Regions from separate parts of the Homo sapiens genome. Here all the other regions are linked to region 1. The links are chromatin loops, found by intact Hi-C in ENCODE. Cell type or tissue: mammary epithelial cell. All regions are shown on one strand.

What was found. Peaks named below come from ENCODE experiments on the same cell type or tissue, not always from the same donor. Only the 100,000 strongest peaks of a DNase experiment are listed, where the experiment ranks them.
Region 2: it touches region 1 in a loop (20-fold over the local background); 7 of 110 quality-filtered maps call a loop at or near these places.
Region 3: it touches region 1 in a loop (7-fold over the local background); 2 of 110 quality-filtered maps call a loop at or near these places.
Region 4: it touches region 1 in a loop (4-fold over the local background); 3 of 110 quality-filtered maps call a loop at or near these places.
Region 5: it touches region 1 in a loop (7-fold over the local background); 2 of 110 quality-filtered maps call a loop at or near these places.
Region 6: it touches region 1 in a loop (7-fold over the local background); 6 of 110 quality-filtered maps call a loop at or near these places.
Region 7: it touches region 1 in a loop (11-fold over the local background); 3 of 110 quality-filtered maps call a loop at or near these places.

The regions. Positions count from the first base shown.
Region 1 is chr20:11,541,762-11,545,761 of GRCh38, forward strand. No RefSeq gene overlaps it. Among named protein-coding and RNA genes, the nearest start is that of LINC00687, 330 kb to the right of the region's middle. In mammary epithelial cell, a CTCF peak has its summit at 2,490 (motif pointing left); DNase peaks (open chromatin) are centred at 1,900 and 2,460; H3K27ac peaks cover 1,884 bases.
Region 2 is chr20:10,092,712-10,096,711 of GRCh38, forward strand. The region is part of intron 3 of SNAP25-AS1 (SNAP25 antisense RNA 1); the gene reads right to left. Among named protein-coding and RNA genes, the nearest start is that of ANKEF1, 60 kb to the left of the region's middle. In mammary epithelial cell, a CTCF peak has its summit at 2,270 (motif pointing right); a DNase peak (open chromatin) is centred at 740.
Region 3 is chr20:11,097,252-11,101,251 of GRCh38, forward strand. No RefSeq gene overlaps it. Among named protein-coding and RNA genes, the nearest start is that of LINC02871, 73 kb to the left of the region's middle. In mammary epithelial cell, a CTCF peak has its summit at 1,844 (motif pointing right); no DNase peak of the experiment used is centred here.
Region 4 is chr20:11,435,624-11,439,623 of GRCh38, forward strand. No RefSeq gene overlaps it. Among named protein-coding and RNA genes, the nearest start is that of LINC02871, 410 kb to the left of the region's middle. In mammary epithelial cell, no CTCF peak of the experiment used is centred here; no DNase peak of the experiment used is centred here.
Region 5 is chr20:11,392,600-11,396,599 of GRCh38, forward strand. The region is part of intron 1 of LOC105372529 (a long non-coding RNA gene); the gene reads right to left. Among named protein-coding and RNA genes, the nearest start is that of LINC02871, 370 kb to the left of the region's middle. In mammary epithelial cell, no CTCF peak of the experiment used is centred here; DNase peaks (open chromatin) are centred at 1,722 and 2,142; H3K27ac peaks cover 3,198 bases.
Region 6 is chr20:10,652,508-10,656,507 of GRCh38, forward strand. It overlaps JAG1 (jagged canonical Notch ligand 1), which reads right to left. Exons shown (of 26, transcript NM_000214.3): 5 at 3,891-3,951; 6 at 1-91. Among named protein-coding and RNA genes, the nearest start is that of MIR6870, 4.8 kb to the left of the region's middle. In mammary epithelial cell, no CTCF peak of the experiment used is centred here; a DNase peak (open chromatin) is centred at 2,274; H3K27ac peaks cover 1,737 bases.
Region 7 is chr20:11,348,594-11,352,593 of GRCh38, forward strand. All of the region lies in intron 2 of LOC105372529 (a long non-coding RNA gene), which reads right to left. Among named protein-coding and RNA genes, the nearest start is that of LINC02871, 320 kb to the left of the region's middle. In mammary epithelial cell, a CTCF peak has its summit at 2,215; a DNase peak (open chromatin) is centred at 2,008; H3K27ac peaks cover 1,470 bases.

The sequences.
Region 1 (4,000 bases):
TCACGCCATTCTGCTGCCTCAGCTTCCCGGATAGCTGGGACTACAGGTGCCCGCCACCACGCCCGGCTAACTTTTGTATTTTTAGTAGAGACGAGGTTTCACCTTGTTAGCCAGGAAGGTCTTGATTTCCTGACCTCGTGATCCGCCTGCCTCGGCCTCCCAAAGTGCTGGGATAAAGGCAAATGTTTTAACCAAAAGGAGTAACTCTGTAAGGGTTCCATGTGAGACACTGTGGTATCTTGTAGGTGGAAAAAACTTTATGATATGAGAAGAATAAGCTGCGAATTCTTCTTCTTTTCACATTACCAAAGATACATGTTTTCTCTCTTATTTTAATAAGTCTTATTTTAATAATAAAATTGTAATTGCAAGCCACCTCTAAAGTCTATACATGTCTTATTAGTCATTTTATTTATTTATTTTTTTAATGCTCAAGGGGTTGTTTTGATACAGACACGTGGGATACCAGAATGCCTTTATTTTGCAGAAGAACAAACTGAGGCTGGAAACAGAACTATGCAAAATGATGACTTAAAACATGAATACTTACATGTTTATACGTGTCTTTTTAATAGAAAATAAATAGCCATTAAAATCTAGGGGAAAATTACAGAGAAATTCAGAAATAAATGAACCAGAACATCACCCCCAGGTATTTCTGCTATGGAGTTATCGATGAATTTTCTCCCAGTCATATTGTCTATGAATTTGTTTTAATTTGTGGTGTTTTGCATTCATACTATTTGCACAATTTTGTATCTTTATGTTTTTAATGTTAAGAACATAAACACATCAATTACTTGTTTTCACAACAAAGTATTTCCATGAATGAACATGCCTTTGTATGCTAGACAGTTTCCTGGATTTTTAACCTTTAGATGTTTTCTGGTGTCACATTAATATAATACTGTGTCCAAAATCTTTTTACCTTTTTTGCTTTAAAAAAAAACTAGTTAAATTAGTCAACCAATGTTCTGAAGAATATTGTTAGATTCAAACTTTTAAAGTATGTTTGGAAGTTAGTTTTAGATGAGTTGCTTCGAAAATATCTACGTTTTTACCTTGCTTTAGTTTTTTTCCTTATGTAAGCATATCTAGTTTACATTTTCACAAACAGATATTAGAGGTGTGTTGTTTTATTAACTGTTTAAAAGTCTGTCCAGTATATTCAATGAAGACATCAATCAGAATAAAATTACAAGCTAAAAATAATTCTGAAACCTTTCTTTATAAAATGGTTATCATGTGTGTCATCTATGTTGTTGTGTTTGTAAATACCTATGCTAAGTGGATGGGCATAGCTCACCCAATAACTGAAAAGATTTTTTGTGGGGACACAAGGACCCTTCTTTTAGGTACAGAAACTGCAACAAGCTATATAGTGGAGCTAAACTTAGGCGTACAGCAGCCTTTCCAAGAATTTGTGGCACAAAGCAGACAGGAATATTCTACACACACACACACACACACACACACACACACACACACACACACACACACATTCCGCTTCCTGTCTCTGACTTTCTAACTTGACCTTACTTACTTGCAAACTTGGAAATACAGGCATTCTCTCTCTCTCTCTCTCATAGAGTCATGATTCTCAAACATTAAAATAGCTTAAAAATTAACATACCTTAATGTCATCTTAAAGAGTGAGGAAATATTTAGCGATCCTGTGAACAATTTTTATTTTCTGTAAACTTCCCCAATCCTCACATTTACCTTCCTAGGTAACTATGTGCTTGACTTATATATTTTTTCTGCATTCTTTGTAGCCCTTTCTTTCCCCCCATGGACAACTGTGTGTCCCAGCATTACAATACATGTGTGGACAAAGAAGCTTTCTGTCCAGAGAGAAATTAAACATTCCAGTGGCTTTTCTCACCAAGTCCTGACACAGAGTGACCCTTGGCATCTCATTTGTGGGCGAGCGTTGAAGATGGTGGAGAGATAACCTGAAGCAAATCTCAGCCTGTTGTTCAGGCTGCCTTGGGCAGTCCAGAGAAGAACAACATTTAGAACATTTATGACCTGTAAAATTTATCCTCTAGAGTTGAGCCCACAATTTTTGGCCAATAATTATATGTGAGAGTAAAATATAAGGGACATATCTTGGAAGCAGTATTGCTGAGTACTTCAGAAATGAATGACTATTTTAATCAACCTACCTACATTTGGGCGATTATCCAAACTATTTGGCTTTTTACTCCTCTCCCCTTCCAAACTTACCCTCCTAAAAAATGTTTGAGAGTTAATAAAATGATGTATTTAGAGCTCTTAAGCCCTAGTTCACCTTGTTTTTTTTTTTCTTAGTTACCTTCGTGATTACTTCTAATTCTGCCCTGAGGTGCAAACTTGATTCCATTCAAAGGAAAAGGAAACCAAAACAAACAACAAATAAAAAGTAACTGAGGAGTGTCTCCAAAAACTACTACTGAAAACCTAGTTTACCTACAGTTCAAATATGATCCACTCTCGCCATCTGCTGGCTGTATTTTTGATTTTTTAAAAGGGAAGTACTGGCACAGACACATGGGCTAACGTTATTGTGTTTTGATGTGTTGTGAATATGTGTGGGGAAGCTGGGCACTAAACCGTCCAACATTCAAATTCAGTATGTTTTTGAGCACCTATATTTAGCTGAGTCTCCCTAGTTTATAATTTGGTGGAGGGTTTTATACGTAGAGAATCATCACAGTCAAGACGAAGTAGAGACTGGGACCAACGGCTGCATCCGTCAGGGAGAACTTCTGTCAAAGAATAACGCACAGACACTGGGTCTCAGAAAGTGGCTGTCTCTGAGGACTCAGCGTGTTTCTTCTCTTTGATGAAACTAATGATGACTCAACTCCATGGATCTAATTGTCTCCCTCTAGAATTACCTTTTCTGAGTGTTCAGGGCTCCTTGATGGTTTTGGGTTTGTTTGTTTGTTTGTTTGTTTGTTTTTTGAGATGAAGTTTTGTTCTTGTTGCCCAGGCTGGAGTGCAATGACGCGATCTCGGCTCACTGCAACCTCTGCCTCCCGGTTTCAAGTGATTCTCCTGCCTCAGCCTCCCGACTAGCTGGGATTACAGGCGCAAGCCACCATGCCTGGCTAACTTTTGTATTTTTAGTTAAGACTGGGTTTCACCACGTTGGCCAGGCTGGTCTCGAACTCCTAACCTCAGGAGATCTGCCCACTTTGGTCTCCTAAAGTGCTGGGATTACAGGCGTGAGCAACCGAGCCCAGCCTACCCAGTGGTTTTTTCTTTAGACGGAGTCTTGCTCTTGTCACCCAGGCCAGAGTGCCGTGGCACAATCTTGGCCCACTGCAACCTCCACCTCCCCAGTTCAAGCGATTCTCCTGCCTCAACCTCCCAAGGAGCTGGGATTACAGGCTCTCGCCACCACCCCTGGCTAATTTTTTTGTATTTTTTTAGTAGAGACGGGGTTTTACCATGTTCGCCAATATTCTCCTCCTCCAAAAGGCGTGCCTCAGCTGACCCATCGAGGTTTCCCCGAATATAACATTAACCAACCTATTTGGAGTGTTTTACCCAAACACATGTATTTAAGCCACACAATAACCCTATGAGGTAGCCATTATTAATCGTGTTTTATAGATGAGGAAATTGAAATCCAAAGATATTGATGACAGAACTGCTAAGTGATAGAGTCAGCACAATGCCTGGATGGAAATTCACTTCCAGAACCACATCTTCACCACAAACATTGCTGTCAGGGCTCTCCAGGTAACCCTGTTTCTGTCCGTGCAGTGTGCAGCTAACAGAATTCCCTTATCTCAGCTGGGAAACAGGAGTGATGGAATCATTTCCCACTCCCAAGTCATCGCCACAAAACTTCTCCTTCAAAATTTGTCTCCGGAATCACTTGTTCAAAAAGCCCTTTGAATTTCTCTTTCTCTCTGAGTACTCAGAATATGCCTGTCCTATAAAATTTCATTTGGCGGCTTGTTTTCTTCGTGCCCCTCTAATATTCACCAAGATTATATTTATTTGA
Region 2 (4,000 bases), 1.4 Mb before region 1:
ATCACTCGAGGCCAGGAGTTTGAGACCAGCCTGGGCAATATAGTGAGACCCCATCTCTACAAAAACTTTTTAAAAATTAGCCAGGCATTGTGGTGTGAGCCTGTTGTCCCATCTACATGGGAGGAAGATCCCTTCAGCTGAGAAGTTCGAGGCTGCAGTGAGCTGTGATCTAACAAGTTCCTAGGTGATGTTGCGATGCTGCAGGTTTAGGGACCCCACTTTGAGAACCAGTGTTCTAGCCTATCAGAACTTCCTCTAATTAGACAACTAACTCCATGCTTTCTGGCATTTCATTTTTATAAAGCCCTATTCGGTCCTTGAATTCTAGCATTTTAGAGCTGAAAGGGACTTCAGAGGCTACCTTGTCTCAATTAAAGAAATGCAGGTCAAGGGTCCCACTCAAGGCCATACAATTAGCCAAGAGGCAAAGTCAGGATTAAGCATCCTGACTCACTCTATTTCTATGCTGTTTACTCTGCATCCTGCTGGCTCCAAAGCTCAATAAATTCCCTGGCATCCAGCAACTGCAGTATTTTTGGTGAGCTCTCCATCCCAGGCCAGCTTTGAGGTGCTAGAATCCCTGTCAGACACATATGTCATCCGCACAATCATGGAAACGCAGTGGCCTCCTACCTAACAGCTCTGTGAAAGAGGGCTTTGGAAAAAAACAGCAGCTGTGCTGGCCACTGTAGCAGAGAGAAAATGCAGCAGCTAGCAAGCAAACCCAGACAAGGTGAGTCAGCATAGAGGCCCTGGGGCTAAGGAATATACCAGGATACTGCCAACAACTGGCACCCAGATTCTCCTGAGCAAATCTGAGAAGGTCAATCAACTTCTCTGTGCCTGAAAAGATGCTTTTCTTTAGAGAAAACAATACTCTTATTCAAGGGAATGAACACACAAGAGGATATCAAAAATGTGCTTGGGGTGGGAGTTGTATCAGTCCTGCTGCATGACAAATCACCCAAAACTTAGTTGCTTTAAACGACAACCATATTCTTGCTCACAAGTCTCTGAGAAAAAGGAGAAATGCTTAAGATCCCTTGAAGCCTAGACTTGGAACTGGCATATCATCACTTCCTCCATACTCTACTGGCCAAAGCAAGACCCAAGGTGAGCCCACTTCTTAATGAAAGGAACTGTAACTTTACAGTATAAGGATGTAGAGAGGCGGAAGGTTTGTGGCCATTTTTGCAATCTACGACAGAGAGGTCTTCTTAGTTTAGGAAAGTCTGAGACAAAGATTCCAAAGCAAATGGTTTACTTGGAAAGGAAAGGAAATACCGGTAGGGGAGAGAAAAATGGAGACACAGAGAAGCAGCAGCCAGTAAAGGGTGCAAAGCCAAGTCGGCTGGCGCTCTGGGCAGCTGGAGTATAATTCCACTGGAGAACTCTGGAAGCTGGTGCAGGACACAGGCCTCATCATCATCCTACCTAAAGGAGGACGCCAGGATGTTTATACATCAATCCATGATATGGTTTGGATCTGGGTCCCTGCCCAAAACTCACATTGAATTGCAATCCCCGATGATGGAGATGGATCCTGGATCCTGGTGGGATGTGATGGGATCACAGTGGTGGATTCCTCATGAATGGCTTAGCATCCCCGTGGTGCTGCTCCCATGATAATGAGTGAGTTCTAATGAGATCTAGTTGTTTAAAAGTATATAGCACCTCCCTCACTCCAACTTTCTCTTGCTCCTACTCCTGCCGTGTGAGACATCTTATACCTCCTTCCTCTTCCACCGTGATTGGAAACTTCCTGAGGTGTCCTCAGAAGCAGAAGCCATTATGCTTGCTGTACAGCCCGCAGAACTGTGAATCCATTAAACCTCTTTTCTTTACAAATTACCCAGTCTCAGATATTTCTCAATGCACGAACACACTAATACAATCCGTATCAGTCATTTACTGAGGCTGCTCTCAGAGCACAGAAATTCCCTGTAATTTCAGCCCTCCACTCTGGGCAATGTGGCTTAAGAGGTCAGAGCAAGACCTTGACAAAAAAATAAAAAAAGAAAAGCAGATGCAGCTAGCTTAGCTGGACCGTTGTGCCCTGCAGCGGTTAGACAAAGAGGATAAAAGGGAAGGAGGATATGAGTAGGGCACCACCTACAACATATCCTTCACTGTGATGGTGATTAAAAAGAAAAAAAAAAACTCAAGTTTCAGATTTATGTTATTTTAGTCAAAACATCTTTTTTTCTTTTTTTAAGACTGTTTACTGTATTTTGGATGATGCCTCAGTTCTCTTGCTGGCAGAGGTTGGAACACTAGATGGCATTGTATTAAGTTGTCCTATAGCTCAGGAAAAAAAAAAATGCAAAGGGATGTTCCTAGTTGTCTTTGGAATTTAACAATTATCAGCATGAGTTGAGAGCAAACAACTGTCCCAGCCAAAGTGATGATGGGTCGCTTCAGCTCTACCAAGGCCACCACTCCATCTTGATCTCACACCTTGGCAGCAACATCACAAACCATGGGGGCCAAAGCACAAAGGGAGCAGGCTAAGATAGGAGGCATTTTCTAAAAACTAGGATTCGCAAAACCCATGGGAGGAGAAGCAGTAAGGAGAACGAAGCCTTCTGCCTCAAGAAAGGTCTTTGAGAGGCACAGAAAAATGGACTGCAAGAAAAAAGCAGCAAACTTATAGTAAAGATTTATTCTTACTTTAGTAATAGTAAAGATTTATTCTTTGCTGTAAGTTAGGTGTCTTGGTGTTGCCTGAAAAGAGATACTGCCTTTCTCCCTTGAATGTAAATGAGAGAGAACTCTTGATGTCTTTTACCAACTTAGAGAAAGCCCATACCCAGCCTTCACAAAATGCCATGAGAAAAAGAGGGGTCAGGTGTGGTGGCTCACGCCTGTAATCGCAGCACTTTGGGAGGCCAAAGCGGGCAGATCACCTGAGGAGATCAGGAGTTCAAGACCAGGCTGGCCAACATGGTGAAACCCCGTCTCTGCTAAAAGTATGAAAATAAAAAAAATGAAGAATTTACTCTTGGGGGCAGGAATGGAAATGAGAGTGGCAATAGGATGGGGTTGAAAGTGAGGGTCAAAGGCATTTAACATTTTCTTTAAAATATTTTAAACAAGTGAGATAAAATGTCAACAATGATCAATTCCTCATAATGGATATTAGGTGGATGTCATCTTATTATCTTTATCTTAAATTTCAAAAAAGAAGAGAAAAGAATATGATGTTCTCTTGTAATTAGCAAGGGCTGATAGGGTTCAAGAGGTGACACTGATATGGATCTTGAGTAACTGTTGACAAATACTTCCCTTTACTGAGCTTCCATTTTCTTGTTTATAAACTGAGGATAATGATAGTAGTGATGTCAGGGAATTGTCATAAACCTCGACTAAAATAATGTACTCGGAACAGTGCCTAAAGCAAGGTGGGAACAGTGCCCAAAGCAAGGGGGTCCCTCAAAAAATGCTTGCTTGCCCAGGACCCTCACCAGCCACCACCACCAATGTGAGTACAAGGATTAGTTAGGCTCATCTTTCTCACTGAGTCAAACCATACGATTGGCTGGTTGTCTGGATGTGATTAGAAACAGAAAAATCTTAAATAAAGCCTCATCCTGAATCCTCTCAATCCAGAGACAGAGTTGACCTAAGACCAAAAAAAAAAAAAAAAAATAGAAAATAGTTTTTGGAAATATGGGTGAAGAGACATCTCCTCTTATGGAAAAAGGGATTCTAGAATTTAACAATAAATATTCCCAACTTTCCCCAAGGCTTTAAAATCTACCTTGAAGGAGCAGCTGATGTATTTCTAGAACAGACTTAGGTGTCTTGGTGTGGCCTGTAAAGAGATACTGTCTTTCTCTTTTGAGTGTAAGAGAGAAAGGACAGTCTACTCAATAAAGAGTGCTGGGAAAACTGAATATCCACACACAGAATAATAAAACTAGATCCTATCTCTCACCATATACAAAGATCAACTCAAAACAAATTAAAGACCTAAATGTAAGACAAGAAATTATAAAAC
Region 3 (4,000 bases), 440 kb before region 1:
GAAAGAAACCCTAGAAGAAAACCTAGGAAAAACTCTTCTGCTCATTTACCTTTTAAAAGGATTGCTCTGGCTGCCATGTTGAGAATACACTAGAGGGAGGCAAGGGGAAAAGAAGTTAGGCCAGTTCCAAAGCTACTGCAATAATTCTGGTAGAGCCGATGGTGGATTCGACGTGTGGGAAGTATCAGTCAGGCCCCCAACAACAAACAGGTGGTATGCTTGAATTTTGACAATTCAAAATAGGAATTTTGTCTGTTTTACGAAGAAGTTAACTACAGAGTGTGGGTGGGGAATAGAGGAATCATAAGGGATAGTGTGGGGATAACACAAGCTGCTTATCTCTTACTATGCTTGGGCCAAAAGGGATAAGGGAGGAAAATAGTTCCAGAACCTGACAGCAGGAGAAAGTGTGTAGAGAAGATCCCCTTGAGAGGCGCAGGGACACAGCCATCCTGGGCTGATCTCACAGAGTGAGCCAGTATGGTAGACACCATGACATCACCTTCTTCCTTCCACCTCATCTTCTGTCAAGGTCAAGGCTTTCCACTGGCTAAACCCAACTAGGAGTCAGAGGGAAGGGAACCACTGATATTCTTACAAGGTCTGTGTGCTGGAACGGAAAGCAGGATGCAGCATAGTGAAAAGCACATCTGGTCTACTCCTCTTTTTCTCAGGTTTTTCTCTTCCCTTTCATCTGGGTGAAAAGGTTGTGCCTTCTACCCAGGGACTACATGAAACCCCATCAGATATCACATCACTGTAGATGTTATCTATCCAGTAATCCTCCTATCTACCATTTAAATGGATAACCATCACTCACATTTTCATATAAGGTGGTGGTGAACTCAAGGATAAAGAAAATAAATAAGACATAACTACTACAGTCTTTGCTTCTGTACTTGGTGATGAGCCAAAATTGGTAATCACTATTGCCTCCTGTAAGTCAGTACATATTTCCTTTACCATTACCAACCTTACCATATGCCAATGCCATATACATAATCCATGTTCTTTACCAGGTAGCGTGACTAAAGACATTGTTTGTAGAAGATATGAGTTCTTGGTGGTCTTGTCTTTTTTGGGTTGCCAGTTTTCCATTGGCCAAAAACTTTTGGCTAAAAGAGTACTAACAGGTACTCCACTGAATGCATATGCCCTTCAAACAGTCTTCTTACCCACACTGTATTAGACTCAATGGTACAAGGGACCACGTGGCCAGGGTGAAGTCTCAGTTTCCAAATCATTGAGTTATTGATCATTTTTTCCTGGTGGAATCATTCCTGCCTTGGATCTCAAGACCTCTAAGCACAGTGAACCTTAGGCTATAAGGATGAGAAAAAAAAATTTTTAAGTGAGTTATTGATATAATAGTGAGAGGGATCAGTCTACTACTTAGTTCCTGGATGTGTACATTCAGGCTAAGTTTTTTAAAAAAGCAAAATATGTTGGTCACATATTTAAAACAGGTATGGCATCTATAATATAACACCCAGTACTCTAATGTGTTGACTTACCGCTGGTTTTGTTATTGATCTTTCTCCTGGTCATCCCATACTTCTGTGACACCAACTATTTCTGACTGATGGGTCATGTGGTGATTCCATGAGTATGAACACACCGCCTCATTACCTTTGCTGTAAAATGAATCTCCTGGTTGGGGGCAATGTTGTACAGGATACTATGGCAATGAATAAGGAATTCTGTAATTCCACAAATGCTTGTGCTTGCAGAAGCACTGTGGGCAGGAAAGCAAAATCAGTATCCTGAATATATGTCTATGTGAGTATAGTATATTTAGAGGCTGTTATCTCTTTCCCTGATGTAGTCAACTGCCACCAGATGGCTGACCGGGGTTGGCAGGAAATTCTACAGTCTTGGATTATCAGCATTTGCCTCTGTTGTTGGCTGCATACAGCAATAGTAGTAGCCAGGTCAGCCTTGATGAGAGAAAAACTATGCTATTGATTCACAGCCTCCATATCCACTTTGTATATGGACCTACCAGCAATCTAAATGCAGCATTCCAAATAGAAAATAGTTATCAGCAAAGAAGAGCATATCCTACCAAATCCTAGACATCTGTAGATGATTTTCTACTTGGGGCATGCCAGGCAAGCTATTCAGCAATCCTGCCTACCACAGACAAATCAATCATTATTGATTCTTCTGCGTCATAGACCCACATGGTATAGCAGCTTATACCAAAGCCTCTACTACTATAGAATATCTTTTGTACTCTGAGTCCCATTCAAAATTTGCAGTCTTATGGGTTATCAAATAAATGGTACAGAGAAACACACCCAAATGTGTTATGTATTGTTTCCAAAACCCAAAGAGATCTCCCAAATTTGAGTCTCTTTGAGATGAGTGGTGTAAGTTGCAGAAATTAAACTCACTTTATTTTTTATTTTTTAATAGGAGAAAAAGCATGGAAATTTATTTAATATGTATGCACAGGAGTCTTCAGATTGAAGACTCAAACTTCCAGTGGGACTCTCACTTTAGAAGGAGTAGCCTGGCATAACCCACACTGCTGGGTCCCCATAAGCCCCAGTGTGGCTGGCTGTTGAACTTCTGCACAGTCTCTCTCTCACAATTTGGAATGCATATACCTTACTAAGTTATCTAAGGAACATAATATTTCATGCTTACCAAGTCCATTGTGATCCATGAATTAGACTAACATTATGTTCTATGGAATTTCAAGTTGATTATGTTCCCTATTACGATAGACATCGTTGACTTGTCTCTGAGAAAAAGACTTTCTTTCTTAATTGTAAAGGGAAGAAAATATTTATCAGGTCAATAGCTGCACACCAGGTGATAGAGTTTGTGTTGACTTTATGTAGTGGAGATTGACTATTCTTTAACTGTATTTATGGTTACCATGACCTTAGAATTAAGTTTTTGGTAATCTACTGTCATTCTGCATGAGTCAACTTTTGTTATTGTAGTTTTCACATGCCAAAAGGGGGTAAATTAAAAAGTATGTACCAGAAATGATTACTCTTGTATTTCTCAAGACTCTAATGGGGGCATACTTATTATTATTTTTTGAGACAGAGTTTCCCTCTGTCACCCAGGCTAGAGTGCAGTGGCATGATCTTGGCTCACTGCAACCTCCGTTTCCCAGGTTCAAGCAATTCTCATGTCTCAGCCTCCCAAGTAGCTGGGATTACAGGTGTGTGCCACCATGCCCAGCTATCTTTTTTTTTTTTTTTTTTTTTTTTTTTTTTGGATTTTTAGTAGAGACAACCACTATGTTGGCCAGGCTGGTTTCGAATTCCTGGCCATAAGTGATCTGCCTGCCTTGTCCTCCCAAAGTGCTGGGATTAGAGGTGTGAGCCACCATACCCAGCCTAATGGGGGCATACTTCTATAATTTGCTCAGAAATATGGTAAATATTTTGGCCTGTTATTTTGCCTTTATTGGAAAGAAAATCCAGTGGAATTTAGAATTTCAAGAGTCTTAGCCTTATCTATATCTACCCAAATATCCCTATATCCTATCTCAGGGTTTCACTTCTTTCCCAATATTGCTCTTACCTTAGCACAGGATGCCTGGTTGGGCTGAATGTTTGAAAAGCACTGCAACTCTACAAACTTTAAATCCTAAACCATATCTGTTTTCTGACTACAGGAGATAAGCGACTCAATTCCGCTGTAAAGATCTTCTGATTCTCCATGTTTCCTTAATTTTATGCACATAATTTAAAATTTTTATTTTCCTTGTGTTTATTTTCTAGGATTATAGTGACAAGAAAGGTGACTTCACAGTCCTTACAATCGCTAACGTTGCCATGATGATACAGTAGCACAGCCACTTGATGTCCCAGTGCCTTGCTTATACTTGCCCTATATCCTGTGCTGAGCGGAGTAGTCATGTTGCCGCTGTGTGCTTAAGATATCTCTTGTCCCATTTCTCTGTTTGATATATTTGCAACCCAATCATAGCATTTCACTTTGAGAGTCAGATTCTTGAGATTACTTTCAGTAGCAA
Region 4 (4,000 bases), 110 kb before region 1:
TACAGCCATTCCAAATGGGAGAAATTGGCCAAAACAGAGGGCCACAGGCCCCATGCAAGTCCAAAATCCAGCAGTCAAATCTTGGAGCTCCAAATGATCTCCTTTGATTCCATGTCTCACATCTAGGTCACGCTAATGCAAGAGATGGGTTCCCATGGTCTTGTGCAGTTCTGCCCCTGTGGCATTGCAGGGTACAGCCTCCCTCCCAGCTGCTTTCACAGGCTGGCATTGAGTGTTGATGGCTGTTCCAGGTGCACGGTGCAAGCTGCCGATGGATCTACCATTCTGGGGTCTGGGTTTGGAGGACGGTAGCCCTCTTCTCACAGCTCCACTAGGTGGTGCCCATTAGGGACTCTGTGTGGTGGCTCTGATCCCACATTTCCCTTCCTCATTGCCTTACCAGAAGTTCCCCATGAGGGCTCTGCCCCTGCAGCAAACTTCTGCCTGGGCATCCAGGCGTTTCCATGCATCATCCAAAATCTAGGCAGAGGTAACCAAACCTCAGTTCTTGACTTTTGTGCACCCGAAGGCTCAACACCATGTGGAACCTACCAAGACTTGGGGCTTGCACCCTCTGAAGCAATAGCCCAAGCTGTACTTTGGCCCCTTTTATTCATGACTAGAGTGGCTAGGATTCAGGGCACCAAGTCTCTAGTCTGCACACAGTGGAGGGACCATGGGCCTGACCCAATATTTAAGACGTTTATTCCTCCTAAACCTCCTGGCCTGTGAAGGGAGGGGTTGTCACAAAGGTCTCTGACACACGCTGGAGACATTTTCCCTATTGTCTTGGTGATTAACATTCAGCTCCTCATTACTTTTGCAAATTTCTGCAGCTGGCTTGAATTTCTCCTCAGAAAATGGAATTTTCTCTTCTATCTCATTGTCAGGCTGCAAATTTTCCAAACTTTTATGCTCTGTTTTCCTTTAAAACTGAATGACTTTAACAGCACCCAAGTCACCTCTTGAAAGCTTTGCTGCTTTGAAATTTCTTCCACCAGGTACTGTAAATCATCTCTCTCAAGTTCGAAGTTCCACAAATCTCTAGGGCAGAGGCAAAATGCAACCAGTATCTGCTAAAACATAACAAGTTCCTCATTTCCCAACAAGTTCCTCATTTCCATCTGAGGCCACCTCAGCCTGGACTTTATTGTCCATATTACTATTAGCATTTTGGGCAAAGCCATTCAAGAAGTTTCTAGGCAGTTCCAAACTTCTCACATTTTTCTGTCTTCTTGTGAGCCCCCCAAACTGTTCTAATCCCTGCCTGTTACCAAGTTCCAGAGTCGTTTCCACATTTTCAGGTATCTACAGTAGTGCCCCACTCTACTGGTAACAATTTACTATATTAGTCCATTTTCATGCTGCTGATAAAGGCATACCCAAGGCTGAGCAGTTTACAAAAGAAAGAGGTTTAATTGGACTCACAGTTCCATGTGGCTGAGGAGGCCTCACAATCATGGCAGAAGGTAAGGAGGAACAAGTCATGTCTTACACGGATGGCAGCAGGCAAAAAAAGAGCTTGTGTGGGGAAACTCCCATTTTCAAAACCATGAGATCTCATGAGACCCATTTACCACTGTAAGAACAGCACAGAAAAATACCCACCCCTATGATTCAATCATCTCCCACTCAGCCACTCCCACAACACATGGGAATCATGGGAGCTACACGATGAGATTTGGGTGGGGACACAAAGGCAAAGATTTCACATATGCAAGATTTCATCCTTGAGAACACTATATGCATACAGAAAACTGCACTCAGTCGAAATGAACTATGTAACTGTCCACAAAATGCACACAAGCAGACACCTCAAATATCTACTGGCTACTTCAGCTCACTAGGAGCCACAACTATACATATCCAGTGTTACAACTTTCTGATTTCAAGTAAGCCTCTCTCCACCCTTCACAGTCACTCACAAGAGCAACCTTTCTAACATCCCCATCCACAGGCAAGCTTCAGGTCTTTTTTAAAGCAGGACACCATAATTATTGTAATATTTAAGTGACATAAGTCTGTATTTCTAGACCTTTGGGACCCATTTGACATCTCACCCTGCAAAGGCTTCCAAAATAGCCTAATTCTGAGAGTGCTTTTCTGAGCTTCAGCGGAAGCATGGGAGAACACTGCCCACCTTCCCGCATTTTTGTCTCCTGCATCTTTCAGTTATTCACTCTTTAGGAATGTGCCAAGGTGAAATCCATGTTGAATTCAATATAAGCCTTCAGTCTCACCCATTTTTGAAACAGAAGCAGTCTCTGAAGAATGGTCTAGCACAATTTTCAAATTGTTTAGATGTGATTCTTTGTAAAATGAAGGAAGAAGGAAACATGAACTCTAAAATTTTCCAATTTGGGGTCACAACTGGTCCCACTCTAGTCACTTGGGATTTAGTATTCATATTCAAAATGCTGAGACTTAAAGTTTTTTTTTTTTTTTGAACATTTCATTAGCACTGGAGTCACACCCCAGTGTACTCCATAAGGTAACAAAAGAAAATAAAAGCAAAAATCTTTATCCCGTGTTATTGTTTAGTGAGTCAGTCACACACAACAAAGGCAGTAAATCTCCACAGCTAAAAGGAGCTTAATGGTTGAAACATCCTCAGGGGATATGAGAAGCAGCAAAATAATAATTGCAAAGAATAACACATGATGCCTGCGATTACTAATGTTTAGTTTCTGAAGATCGCTATAGTATAATATTTGAAAGTGAATTACTGTATTAATCCTCACTAGAAGCTCCAAAGAGGAGTATTTTCAGTTTTAATACAGACTTACACCATGACTAAAGGTTCTTTTAATCTTTGTTCCCTATCTCTGTCTTTCCGTAAAATGGTCCATCTAAATTTTCTTACCTTCCTAAAGTGGAATGAGGATTATCTATTAAATAGTTTCAAAGCCCCTGGGAAATGTGAATTGTGGCGCTATGACTGCATGACAGTAGATGGAGCCGCGAAGACATGAGGAATTGGCTGATTCACTGGGGAGAGAGGACAAGTGTCAGTGAGTATAGGAAACCTTCATTCGTTGATCCCAAGGGATCACAGAGTGCCCCACGGTCCATTCATGGGCACTGCACAAAGAAACAGAAAGAAACCTGCATGTCCTCTTCATGCTCACAATGGAAACAAACCTCACCTCTTCCCTCACTCTCTTCATGTTCCCCAAGTTATAAAGTTATAAGTAAAATAATATCAAACACTATTTTTTATTCCATTTTTATACAGGCATTTATACCTTATTTAGCTTTTTATATTGAAAAAAAAGTAGCAAAAAGTTGCAAAAAAATTACAATAAACTTTACAATACCTGTCACCCATATTCCTCAGTCATTGACATTCTGCTGTTTCCTCTCTCTCTCTAAATAGATCTACATCTCTATCTGTATGCATGTACCTACATATAAATATATTTATGCATTTGTACTTGAAATTATTAATACTGACGAAACTTTTGAGATTGTTTCAGACATCATAACTCTTAATTTCTAATTACTTCACTGTGTATCTTCCAAGAATATGAAAATTTTCTTACATAACCACAAAACAAAAGTAAATTGGAGAAATTTAATATTGATGGAATACAATAGTGCCCCCTTATTCTCAAGAGATGCATTCCAAGACCACCAGTGGGTGCCTGAAAACACAGTACTAAACCCTATATAGACTGTCTCCAACTTACTATGGTTCAACTTAAGATTATTTTTGCCTTTAGGATGGTATGAAACCATTCTGTTTTTCACTTTCAGTACAGTATTGCATAAAGTAATGGGATATTCTAGACTTTTTTATAAAAGGGGCTTCAGGTTAGATGATTTTGCTCAACTGCAGGCTAACGTAAGCGTTCTGGGCATGTTCAAGGTGGGCTAGGCTAAGCTATGATGTTTGTCAGGTTAGGTGTATTAAATGGATTTTCGATTTACAATATATTCAACTTACAATGAGTTTATAAGGATGTAATCCCATTATAAGTGGAGAAACATCTATACATAC
Region 5 (4,000 bases), 150 kb before region 1:
TCTCCTGCCTCAGTCTCCTGAGTATCTAGAGACAAGAGGCAGGATCCACCATGCCTAGCTATTTAAAAAAGAAAAATGTTTTTGTGGAAACAGAGTCTCACTATGTTGCCGAGGCTGGTCTTGAACTCCTGGCCTCAAGGAATTCTCCTACCTTGGCCACCCAAAGCACTGTGACCACAGGTGTGAGCCATCACACTCAGCCATATTTGTTTTTATTATAACAGAAATAGACTTGTCTTTATCCTAAGAGACTTGGGGTTTCAAAAGAATATGGTCTGAAAAGAGAAAATGGGTAGGAAAGAGGTAAGGGGTATTGATTCAAGTAGACTGATGAGGAGGATTGAATGCAGGAAAGATGATTACACAGGAACTCAAGTAGGTGGTGGTAGAGAATATGAAGAAAATCAGTACATTTAGCAGGTGTCAAGAGGTAAAATCAAACGGGTTTGGTGAAGGACTGGATGTGAGAGATGATGGAGAGGAGACAGAGGTTTCAAAGGTAACTCTAAGATTTCTGGATTGCAAAACCAGAGCAAAAGCCCTGACATTAATGGAGACAAGGTGCTGGAAGAGGTCCAGGTTGACGGAGAAGATTTTGATTTATTTAGTCATGTTGCATTTTAAGTTCCTTTAACATCCTTAGTTTTAACTAAGTCAATTCAATCTGTAGGACTAGAGCTTGAAAGAGAGATCAATTAAACTCCCTGGGTTTTCACATCTTCATCTTCTTGTAGCAATAATAAAATATCACTTAAAGACCATTGTAAAAATAGATAACAAGTACAAATGGAAAGCATGATGCAATGGAATTCATGCCAGTAGTTACTATAACACAAAAATAACATCAAGCTTTTCACTAGTGGCTGTTGGGCAGTTCGAGGGACTCAACATTGCCAGTATTTTAATGGGTGTAAAATTGTCCATATGATACAATTTTGGGCAAGAGAGTTTTTGACAGAAAACTTTTGGAAGCAATACATTGACCTCAAATGACTACAAGTAAAGGATTTTAGCCAGAGTTACAAAATGATGGGGTAAGATTTTCTTCATGCAGGACTCTTTCAGACCACATCTTCCGGTACTCAACTTTTACTGCTCATTACTGGGAGGAACTTCTAAGAATTCCAGCACCTAGGCCAGTTAAATCAGAATGCCAATACCTAGGCCAGTTAAATCAGAATCTCTAGGGATTAGGGACCAGCATTGATTTTTTTATTTCTTTGTTTGTTTGTTTGTTTGTTTTTGAGACGTAGTCTCGCTCTGTCAACCAGGCTGGAGTGCAGTGGCGCGATCTTGGCTCACTGCAACCTCTGCCTCTGGGGTTCAAGCGAGTCTCCTACTCAGCCTCCTGAGTAGGCACCTGTCACCACACCCGGCTAATTTTTGTATTTTATTAGAGAGGGTGTTTCACCATGTTGGCCAGGCTGATCTTGAACTCCTGACCTCAAGTGATCCACCCACCTCGGCCTCCCAAAATGCTGAGATTACAAGCATGAGCCACTGTACCCAGCCAGCATTGATAGTTTTTAAGCCTCCAGATAGTTCTGGTGTGCACTCATGATTGAAAACCACCAAGCTAGAGTGAGAGTCTTTGTGTGAGGTGAACTTGGGTAATAAGCCACCCAGAGAAACATTTAGAATTTTCTCCCACGGTCCAGGAGGATTGAAGTAGAACTAGTGGCTTTGGATTTTTCCTCTATTTCCCCATATTGCCTACTCATCAGGCATAGCTCCTTTGTTCATACTGCCTGAGGCTGTCCCTGATGTCTTCCATCAGACACTGTCTGATTCTCCTCACTACCTAGATGTCTCACTTGAAGACTGTGAGTCAAAAAGTTGAGGTTGGAGACCTCACCTGAAAATCTGTGTTTTGAGCAAGTTCTATCTGTATTCTTAAGACAAAGAAGGTGGGTTTGAGAAGCAGTGTCCTAACCATTGTTACTCAAATGGTAAGTGCTTGGACTGGTATCACCTAGAAGATTGTAAGAAACACAGCATCTCACACATTCCAGACCCATGAAACAAAATGCACTTTAACCACATGTCCTGGTGATACATATGTTCGTTAAAGTTTGAGAAGCACTGCCCTAAAACTAAGTTTCCCAAGAGAGATGCCAGACCACCTACATCATAACAACTTGAGATGCTAATAATCTACTCTGAACCTTATGAATCAGAATATCTTGGGTGAGGCCTGGAAATCTTCACATTTAACAAAATCAGCTATTGGCTCTTACGCACAATTATTGTTTAAAAGTACTCGGTCTTGTATTGGTTTAGTGAACACATGCTCAGGCAGCTCTGGGGATCTGGTCCAACATCACAGGGTAAAACAATGTGAGTTGGGTTATTGGTCTCACGTACTCAAACATGGGCTACAGTTGCCACCCCACCCACCACACATTGGTCTTCATGTATCAGTCCTTCAAGCCTTACTCATGGGTCAACATGTTAATTGTGTGTAACTCATAGAGTGTGATCACAAAGGGAGATTTATTTTTCTCTCTCACTGTCCCTTTAAACCAGTTTGGTGGGAAGCCAAAGTGGCTACCTCCTCTGCTTTCAGACAAAAATCTAGGCAGTCATCATGGTTTTATAGTTACCTTTAAATTAATAGAAAGTCATATATGAGCCAGATGTAGTGGGTGCATGGCTGTCATCCTAGCCATGTGGGAGAATCACTTGAGCCCAGGATTCATGACCAACCTGGGCAGCATAGTGAGACCCCGTCTCTTAAAAACAATGATAACAGGAAAGTCATATATCATTTCAAGCCATTTAGTCACAATTAAACACTTAAAATATCTACCTCTAGATAATAATCAACTCTGAACCAGATTTAACATTAGCATGCGTTTTCTCCCTAGCTGGGGCTGGCTACAGGCTGGCTCCCTGCTTTTGGAGAGAAGCTATGATTACGTTTCTCTTTTTCCCTTTTCTCTCCACCACTCAATAGCTATATTAATAACATCTCCTTGAATAAGTGAAGGAGGCAGGAGGGAAGGAAAGGAGAGCAGAAAATCCTTATCAGACACTACCATGAAATAGTTTCACATTCTCTGGTTTTGGTGGAGGTTGAAATCACACTTTTATGGACGCTTTCAAAGGTTTATTTTGGTTCTCATGCTGGGCTGTGCTAACCCACCTCCTGTGATGTGGATGATGTGTTCTGTTCCTCTAACTCTGACTCTGCCCTCAGCCACTAGTTTTCTGGTTACTCATTCAACACACACAACTGGATTACCAACAGCCTACTCAATGGTCATTTTGGACAAGAATCAAGGTGGCTTTAGGTTCCTACTTTTCCATTTGACCTACATACGGATCATAGGACACCAATGCATCTTTTGTCCCACTGTTGTTGGAACTGTGGTTACTTCCTAAATTTGATCCTCAACTCTCACTTCTTCTTGTCCTGCCCTCTAGAGCTGAAAGTTGTAGGCTTTTTACCTTAGGATACTCAGGTGGAGATCAGACCCGAGTCACTGTGATCTTCTTGCCATGAGGACAACACTTTCCAAGTTCTTCAAGTGGTCCCAGTAAAGCCACTCTCAGTAAACTTGAGGGGCAGAGAAAATGTTTCCTCACCTTTCTAGAATAGGACCTGGATCTCATAGCACAACTCATCATAAAGAAATCTTCTCTCTAGTATTCAATCACTGACCCTTTATCCTTTTGTGACAAATTCAAAAGTTATCAAAATGGTTCCCAATCATTTCCTTTTGCTCATGGTTCAGCATCTGATTGGAATCTGATGTCTATCATGTCTTGGTGCTTCAGTTGAAAGCTCCAATTTAACATCTTGATAACTCTGAAGCACGCACATGCTCCTTTACGTCAAATCAAGTTTAAAGCAATGAGTTTTAAGATTGGTGGTAAATTCAGCCAATCAATCAACAAATATATATATGGAAATATTGTGCCATTTTATATCAGGAACTTGAGTGTTCATGGATTTTTGCGTCCAAGAAGTGTTCTAGAACCAGTCTCCTACACATAC
Region 6 (4,000 bases), 890 kb before region 1:
GCACTGCCAGGGCTCATTACAGATGCCGTGGACGCATCCCGGGTGTGGGATGCACTTATCACAGTACAGGCCTTGCCAGCCGTACTGGCACCTGGAGACACACAGCACACCTCCAGGTTAGCCTTTTGAACGTTAAGAGACACCTGTACAATTCAAATGGAAGACTGCAAAGTCCAGGCTTTTTCTGTTTTGTTTCTGGGGACAGGAAGGTAGACTCCCAAGGCTCATCAGGGGCTCCGTATAAACAAACATTTTCACAGTTGAGCTGAGGTCCCCTCCCAGCCGACTCCTGACAAAAGGAGGGCTGTTTGGGAAGAGGCCAGCATGGGGATGCCCTTCACAAAGCCACTCTCTTCTCAGGCTCACACGAGTGAGCCAAAGGTGAAGGCATGGAATAAATCAACCCGTGCACCTAGTTGCGACAGACTATAGAGGAAAGGACTCTCTCGGTGACAAGAGAGCTATGCCAAAGTCTCTGCAGACGCTGCACTTGCCACTCTGCTCTTTGTCTGCACAGAAAGTCATGACCCCAGTGCACAGAAATGCAACAAGCCACCAAGTGCAGCAGGAAACTGCCTCACGATGACGCTTTATTTAAAAAAACAAGGAGAGAAAGGGGCACCCTCCCTTGGCCAAAGCCAGAGTAGGCTCTCTAAACCCACTTCTATAGGGAAGGAGAAGGAAATGACAACACTTGGAACCAACTCCATAATTTGTGTCCCATTACTGTGTGCTAATTTATAGTGATTTCTTGCTTTGCCAAGAAAAGAAAAAAAAAAGAAAGCAGTCTGCTTAATTTATCTAGTATTGGCGGAGTTGAGGTTCTTTTATATAAGCACCTTGATTAATCATACTCTTTTGGGGCCAAATAGTGCCTCTGATCCCCAAGCAAAAACAAAAACAAATACAACAACTTTCATCTGGGGTGGGAGAGGGGGCAGCGTCTCAAACCACTCTCCCTTGAATTTTCAAGCCCTCTGAAACTTTAATTGCCTTCTCAAGAGCCAAGCTTTAACAAGGGTGGGGGAAGGCAGGGAGAAACATCAACTAGCCTCCCGGTGGAGCGTGGAGGGTGGAGGGTGGAGGGTGGGGTGCGGGTGGGATGGGCAACATGTTTCCAGAACGGGACCTGGGAAAAGCCACGATCAGCGCCAACCCCCTAAGCTGCTCAGCTGTAACTCTGGAAAACAACCCCCGCCCCCTCTAGCTCCCCAGAAGGAAAGGCTTTCGGTTTCCCAAGAGCGGGAGGCAGGCTAGCAAATCCTTGTCATGGGAAAATTATAGGGATCTAGCTAATAGCTAATCACCCACGGCTGAGAGTCAACTTAACCCCTGAGAATACTGACTAACCACTTCCTAACTTCTGAAACCAAGCTATGCACACCCACATGCAAAGAAATCACTAGAATGTGTGGTTTAAAGTTAGACACTGGATTCTGGTTTATGTAAAATGGAATGTCAACGTGACAAGTGACTAAAGGAGTAAGATAAGAACAAAATTACAATCTAAATAATTTCTCAAAAGCGGACACCCACGTTAGTGGGAGGTAAGGGTGTAGCCATTCTGTCAAGGCTGATATTCTTAGCCTGAAAGATAGTAAGAGGGAACTGATTACGAAATGGCAATATTCTCACCGTCTTCCCTTATTCTCTTCCAAATTCAGGATCACTAGCCCTCTTCAAGTTGCCTCATAAAGGCAAGGAGAGGCAGCTGAGGACCCAACCTCACCTAATTAAAGAGACCTCAATCCCCAAGCATAAAAAAGCAACCACAAGAGGCCATGGATGACTTCAAAAGAAAACAAATAAAAATACTGACCCTAAAAGAGGCACCAACCAAGTTATCCCAGTTTAATAATATATGATTAAGATTCTCATGAGAAATTGAAGTGACTTTCCTCAGATGATGATTCATAATTAAGTTTGATATTATTGGCAGGCTTGCAATAAGCAAGCATGTATACCCAGGGAAAGGGACTCAGTCTACTTGGGAACAACAAAAACCAGTAAATTTTCTCATGTGGGGGTGAAAAAAAAAATAACCTGTGTAATACATAATCCAAAAGACAACTTGCAGGTAACTTGCCATTCAACTATTTCTGCAGCAGGACACAACCTGAACTTCCTCAGCGTGAAGGTTCTGTTTTGACTTTCTTTCAAGGTAGGGAGGGAAAACTGGGCTGGGAGACTATGCAAATGATGTGTGGGAAAGTCGCACCTTAAGTAAATAAGGCCATCAGTGCGTGTCTGGGCAGGGAGAGGGAGGTGGGACTTCGAAAGAGAAAGGGCTAAATTCTGGAAACAAAGCCTGTTGTTCTGGCTGGGAGGGCCCTCCCCTGTATAGCTGTATGTGTGTTCTGATGACAGCAGCACAAATCACAGTCGGCCTCCGCTGATATCCATCTGAGCAGGCAGCAGGCTTGGAATCACTAATAGCACTGCCATTGGGACTTTCTCCAGAACACCCTTAATTAGGAAGAGTTAAGGTAGGTGGATTCCTGCTCCGCATTGGACAGCAATGCTGTTAAATACTACAGTCCATCGCCACCAATGGGAGACAGCAGGAGAAGCCCCTCAGCCTTCCAGGAAATAAACTATCTTTCTGAAGTGTAGGAAGAGACAATTCGGGACAACCAGTTCTTAATTTAGTTCCATGTTCCCCCTTGCATGGGAGGGGAACAGACGGAGCGGTGGAATCATAAAGGTAAAGGCCACAGATAGTTCTCTTTAAAGGAGTAGCCTCAAAATTTACTAAGCAGCAAAGTCATGTGGCCAGCTTGTCAAATGCAGACTCCTGGGCCAAACCAAGGACTAGGATTCTATGGATGTGGGACGGAGCCCACGAACCTGCATTTTAACAGCTCCCTTGTTAATTCTGGAAGTTACACTTTGAGTACTGAGGTCTGGGGGCAGTGATTGCTGATGGTTCCATCAGCAGCATCGCTTGGGAGCTTGTTAGAAATGCAGAAACCTGGGCTCAGCCCAGACCTATAGAATCAGGACCTGCGTTTTAATAAGAGCCCCAAATAACATTAGTTTGGGACATACTGGTTTAGACTATGTTTCATAAGATTCCCTTTACTCATGTCAGAGTAGCTTTGGGGGCAAAAGTGACAGGCTCAAAGGATCCATTTAGCGTTACTCCTTAAAATTTGGGAGGAGGGAGAGCAAAGCATTAAGACTGCCAAAAACACCACAGACACCAACAATATTTCCCAAAATAAGCCTTTTCCAAACGGGCGTAATATAAATTTCAAGAAGTTCCAAAACCCGCCATCGTGAAGTGGTCAGGGCAGGCCTCCCTTTGGCTTCCGCATTGTTCCTGGACCATAAAGGAACAGACTTCAAAGGACTGCAGCAAAAGTCTACATTCATCAGGCTCAACTGACAAGATTCCAGGGCAGCCATTAACCTCTCAGCACCAACCCAGCTCCCGCCTGCAAAGGGGCCAGGAGATTGGACTAATCCCATTCTAAAGAATGCTGGACTTTCGCCTATTGATGGGAAAAGTCGGGGAGGGGGCTGGGAGAAGAAAGCCTTGGTGGAAGAGGAGAGAGACGCAAAGAAACAAGCCCACATCCCTCCATCTAGCCCATCAGCACTATAAGGGAAGATTATAAAAATGTGTTATCAATTTACAGAACAGTTAATACATGAAGTCACTGGCTATGCCCAAAGAGTTTCTTTTTATTCCAAGAGAGAAGTGGTGTGTGCATTCCACCAGACAGCTGGTATAATTTAATAAGCTTCGGATGTGTCTATCTGAATTTTTTTTTTAAAAAAGCTTTCTTGTTCTCCAAGGAAAAAAGAGGCATAGTCACAATAAAGTCAGTTCCTCTCTTACATAAAGGAAAATTAAAAGAAATCTCACAAAAGACCAGTTGATTTACCTGCAGTCACCTGGGAGTTTGCAAGACCCATGCTTAGGACTGCAGCCTTGTCGGCAAATAGCTGTAAAAAACAGAGAAGGGCGTGTCAGCACACTGCCTGTTCCTTGCAT
Region 7 (4,000 bases), 190 kb before region 1:
TGTTTTAATTTTCAAACACATTACCAAATTGCCGTTTAAAAATATAGTAATCTATTTTTACCTTCAATGTTTGAATATATTTTTTATCACAATCTTACCAACATGGTATAAAAATATACTTAAAATATGTTCTTCATTTTTAAGGTAGGAAATTATGTCACATTGCTATATTATTTTGGATTTTAAAATTTTGTATAATATTCAACATTGGTTCATTTATTGTAAATCTTTGCATTCTTTTGCTTGTTTAAATCCTTGCTCACTTTTTCTTATTGATGTATAAAATCTTTTTACAAACTGAGGACAATTGTAATATGAATTATGAATATTTCCCTTGCTTGTTATCACCTCTCTTCTGACTTTGTTCTTTAGATATAATGTTTTTTAATTAGTGATACAGTTTGGACATTCCCTCCAACTCTCATGTTGATTGGTAATCCCCAGTGTTGGAGGTGGGGCCTAGTAGGAGGTGACTGGATCATGGAAGTGTATTTCGCATGAATGGTTTAGTACTATTCCTTTGGTGCTGTCCTTGTGACAGTGAGTGAATTCTTGTAAGATCTGATTGTTTAAAAGGGTGTGGCATCTTCTCCTTGCTCTCTCTTGCTCCTGTTCTCACCAAGTAATGTGCCTGCTCCTATCTTGCCTTCTGCCATGAGTAAAAGCTCCCTGAGGCCTCCCCAGATGCAGAGCAGATGCCAGCACCATGCTTCCTGTAGAGCTTGCAGAACTATGAGCCAATTAACCCTCTTTTCTTTACAAATTACCCAGTCTCAGATATTTCTTTATAGTGATGCAAGAATAGCCTAAAACAATTAGAAAGTTTTATACATTTCTCATTACAAATTATGTTACACATTACCAAGGTTCTTTTCTAGAACTTTCTGTTTAATTACATTAAAGAGTAATTTAATGTGCAATTTATATTGAGATAAAGAATAAGATCCAAATTTAAATTATTTTGAGAAGACAAATCAGGTTTTTCTTAAACAATACAACATAACTGATTTCAAATGTTGCCTTTGATATATGTTCAACTCCTGTGTGCATTTTGCATAATTTCTGAACTCTATTATGTTCTACTGATCAGAACATGTTATTGCCAGGATGTCATTTTAAAAAAAATGAATGAGTTACTAGGGGATATTTTTTTAATGCTGATTTGGATCCAAAGCCAAATGGAAAATTTTAGGAGTTTCCTCCAGTGGACTTTTTTCGAAGTGATCTTTTAAAATTTAACTTCAATAGAAATGTGTTGATTTATCTTATAGATCTTTCACTTACTGCTTTGAAGTTTTCTCTTTGTGTAGGACATTGTCTCTGTTTAGTGGGGTTGTCAGATGGTTTACATCATCTTCATTTGTTCCCTTAAGAAACATTTTTTTTTGAGCTACTACTATATCTAGGGCATTGTTCTAAATGCTAGGGATACAGCACTGAGCAATTCAGAATAGGTCTTTGCAGTGATATTGTAGTGGGTGGAGACAGGCCCTGATTTTTTAAAATAACAGAATTCAGATGTATCAAGGGCTATGATATAAATAATCAGAGCCACAACATAGAGAGTAATTGAGGTGGGGCCAGGTGAGATAAAGTGTCAGTGAACTCTCTGAGGAGGTGATGTCTCGGTTTGATGTCTGACAGCTATAAAGGGAGTTGTCATGTTTCTGTTCTTCGGTGCAGTGTCCAGGACTGTGCTTGTCATATACTGTTTCTTGACAGATATTTACTGAATGAACCAATCAATCAGTGATGGCTGGAGGTTCTGGCCTTGGCTGTGGGAAGCACTTCATGTTGCCTTTAAGCTTCTATTATGACAAGCTGTTTAGACAAGTTAAGTGGTAGGTTTTTACTTTGGGGAGGAAAGAGATTTTTCCTCAGTCTTTATTCATTACTTATTGCAAAAGGGATTTCGCAATGACTGATTTCAACATTTCTCCCTGGGCTTCCAAACCACCCTGGTCCTTAGCAAGCCCAAGCAAGTTTCCAAACACAGGGTTTTTCCTTCAAGCCCGACCTCCCAATCTGCCATGAGAGAGCTTTGCACATGCACACCTGTGTGGGGCACAGCACGGAAGTGAGAAGGAAGTTGAAAACAAGCCCGGAGGACCTAGGTGATATGTTTTCAGAATGTTGCCTCTCCCAAAATATTTCCTGTGGATCAAAATGTCTTGCTTAGACATGGTATCTGTGGCTCCATTTGCAGTGGATGATACACCAGCCCCATCTTGTGCTTCTCTAAAAATCTTTCCACTGTATAATTTTCAAAACAAAGAAATTCAGACTAGCTTAAGACACTTGCTTTTCATTGATGACTTGAGTAACAAAATATAAAATGAAAAATCAGAATGGATGAAAAGGTGAATGTTTGTATCTTCCATCGATTGCTTCATCTACTGTCTTTTTGTTGAGGGGATTTGTTTTTAAGATTGAAAGCCATTGGCTTATTTATTTATTTTTTTTTTGCTATGGTTTCTCTTCATGATTATTGATCTCTATTAGCATGATAATTATAAATACTTGATAAATTTCTTTCTTTGATCTGGCCTACTTGTCACTCAACAGTCTTTTAAACTCTAGATTCTTTCTTTCATTCTTGACATTTGCCATTGTCCTCCACCCTGAATGCCTCCCTGCTGTTCTCAAAAGCTGCCTAGAATCATTGAGAGAGTATATTGCGGTATCAAGTACCATGGCTTCAGGCTCCGCTGCAGCTGCCTGCTTTCTGAAAGCTCCCTTTATTCTTTGCAACTGCACTTATCGAATTCCGCCTAACAAATGTCAGCTTTTTTCCCCTTACCTTTCATGCAAAACACACACACACACACACACACACACACACACACACACAGTGTAATAAATCCTTACCTCTGCACAGTGTACATTTATACACCTTGTAATTGCCTTTCTCTGTTGGTTTTAGTCCTTTGCCCTTTTATTCTTTCCTTTTGTACTCTGGCTTCCTCAGCTCTAGTATTCCCAGCCTTGAAATCCAAATTGCAAATGCAGAAAATATGCCCACCCATTTAGGACAAACTGAATGACTCCAATTGTAGAGGGTAGCACTGCGTCTGGTGGTACAGCTCACTAAAAGCACTCATTGCCTGGTTCATAAGAAAGTAGCAGGTCTTGTATTCAAGACTAAGAATCTGTGAACTTCAGAGCACACTGTGGAGCTTCATGGAGGTGTGCAATAAATTAATATATTGTAGTATATCTATATATAAACTATATATACAGTATAGCATATTTGTGGTAATATGTAGTATTTTTCCACCGGCCACCATATGCACCCACATGAAAAAAGCTGGAAAGTTTGTCGACTGAGTGTATGATTCTCTGCTGCTCCTCTGATATTCTTTTTGCTGGTTTTAAGTAACAGCAGTTATTAGGACCAGCCATGTTTTCCTGCATAGAATAAACACTTGATGAGAGTGGCCTTGAGGAGGTCAATTAAAGCAGATGTAAAGATTATCCTGCCTCTATTGAGTTGAAAATAGGAGCTAAAAGAGCTCTTCACTTAACTGCAGGCCATTAGGCAAGAATTAAGGCTTTCCTTATAAGGAAACTGGAGTTATTCTGAAGTCATATTTGTTGTTTTATAGAACAATTCAAATGACCATTAAATTCTTTCAGAGCTATGAGCACCAAGGCCCCCTGAGGAATGTGAATGGACCTTTTTTTCCCCAAACCTCAAGGATTCTAGGAGCTGAATAGGACTTTAGAGACAGGACTGGATAGGGAATTCCTAAGGGCTTTTTTTAAGCCAATATTCCATGACTCTCTGACCTAACCCTTTGCTACTCAAAGAGTATAGTAGTCCATACACCAGGAACATCAGCATCACAGGCACCACATGAGAATAGGTTAGAAATGCAACATCTTAGGCCTCACTTCCACCTGCTACATCAAAATTTGCATTGTAACACGATCTCCAAGTAATTCATGTGCACATGAGAATTTGAGACACCCTGATCTACTCTAATCTCTTTTTTCCCCA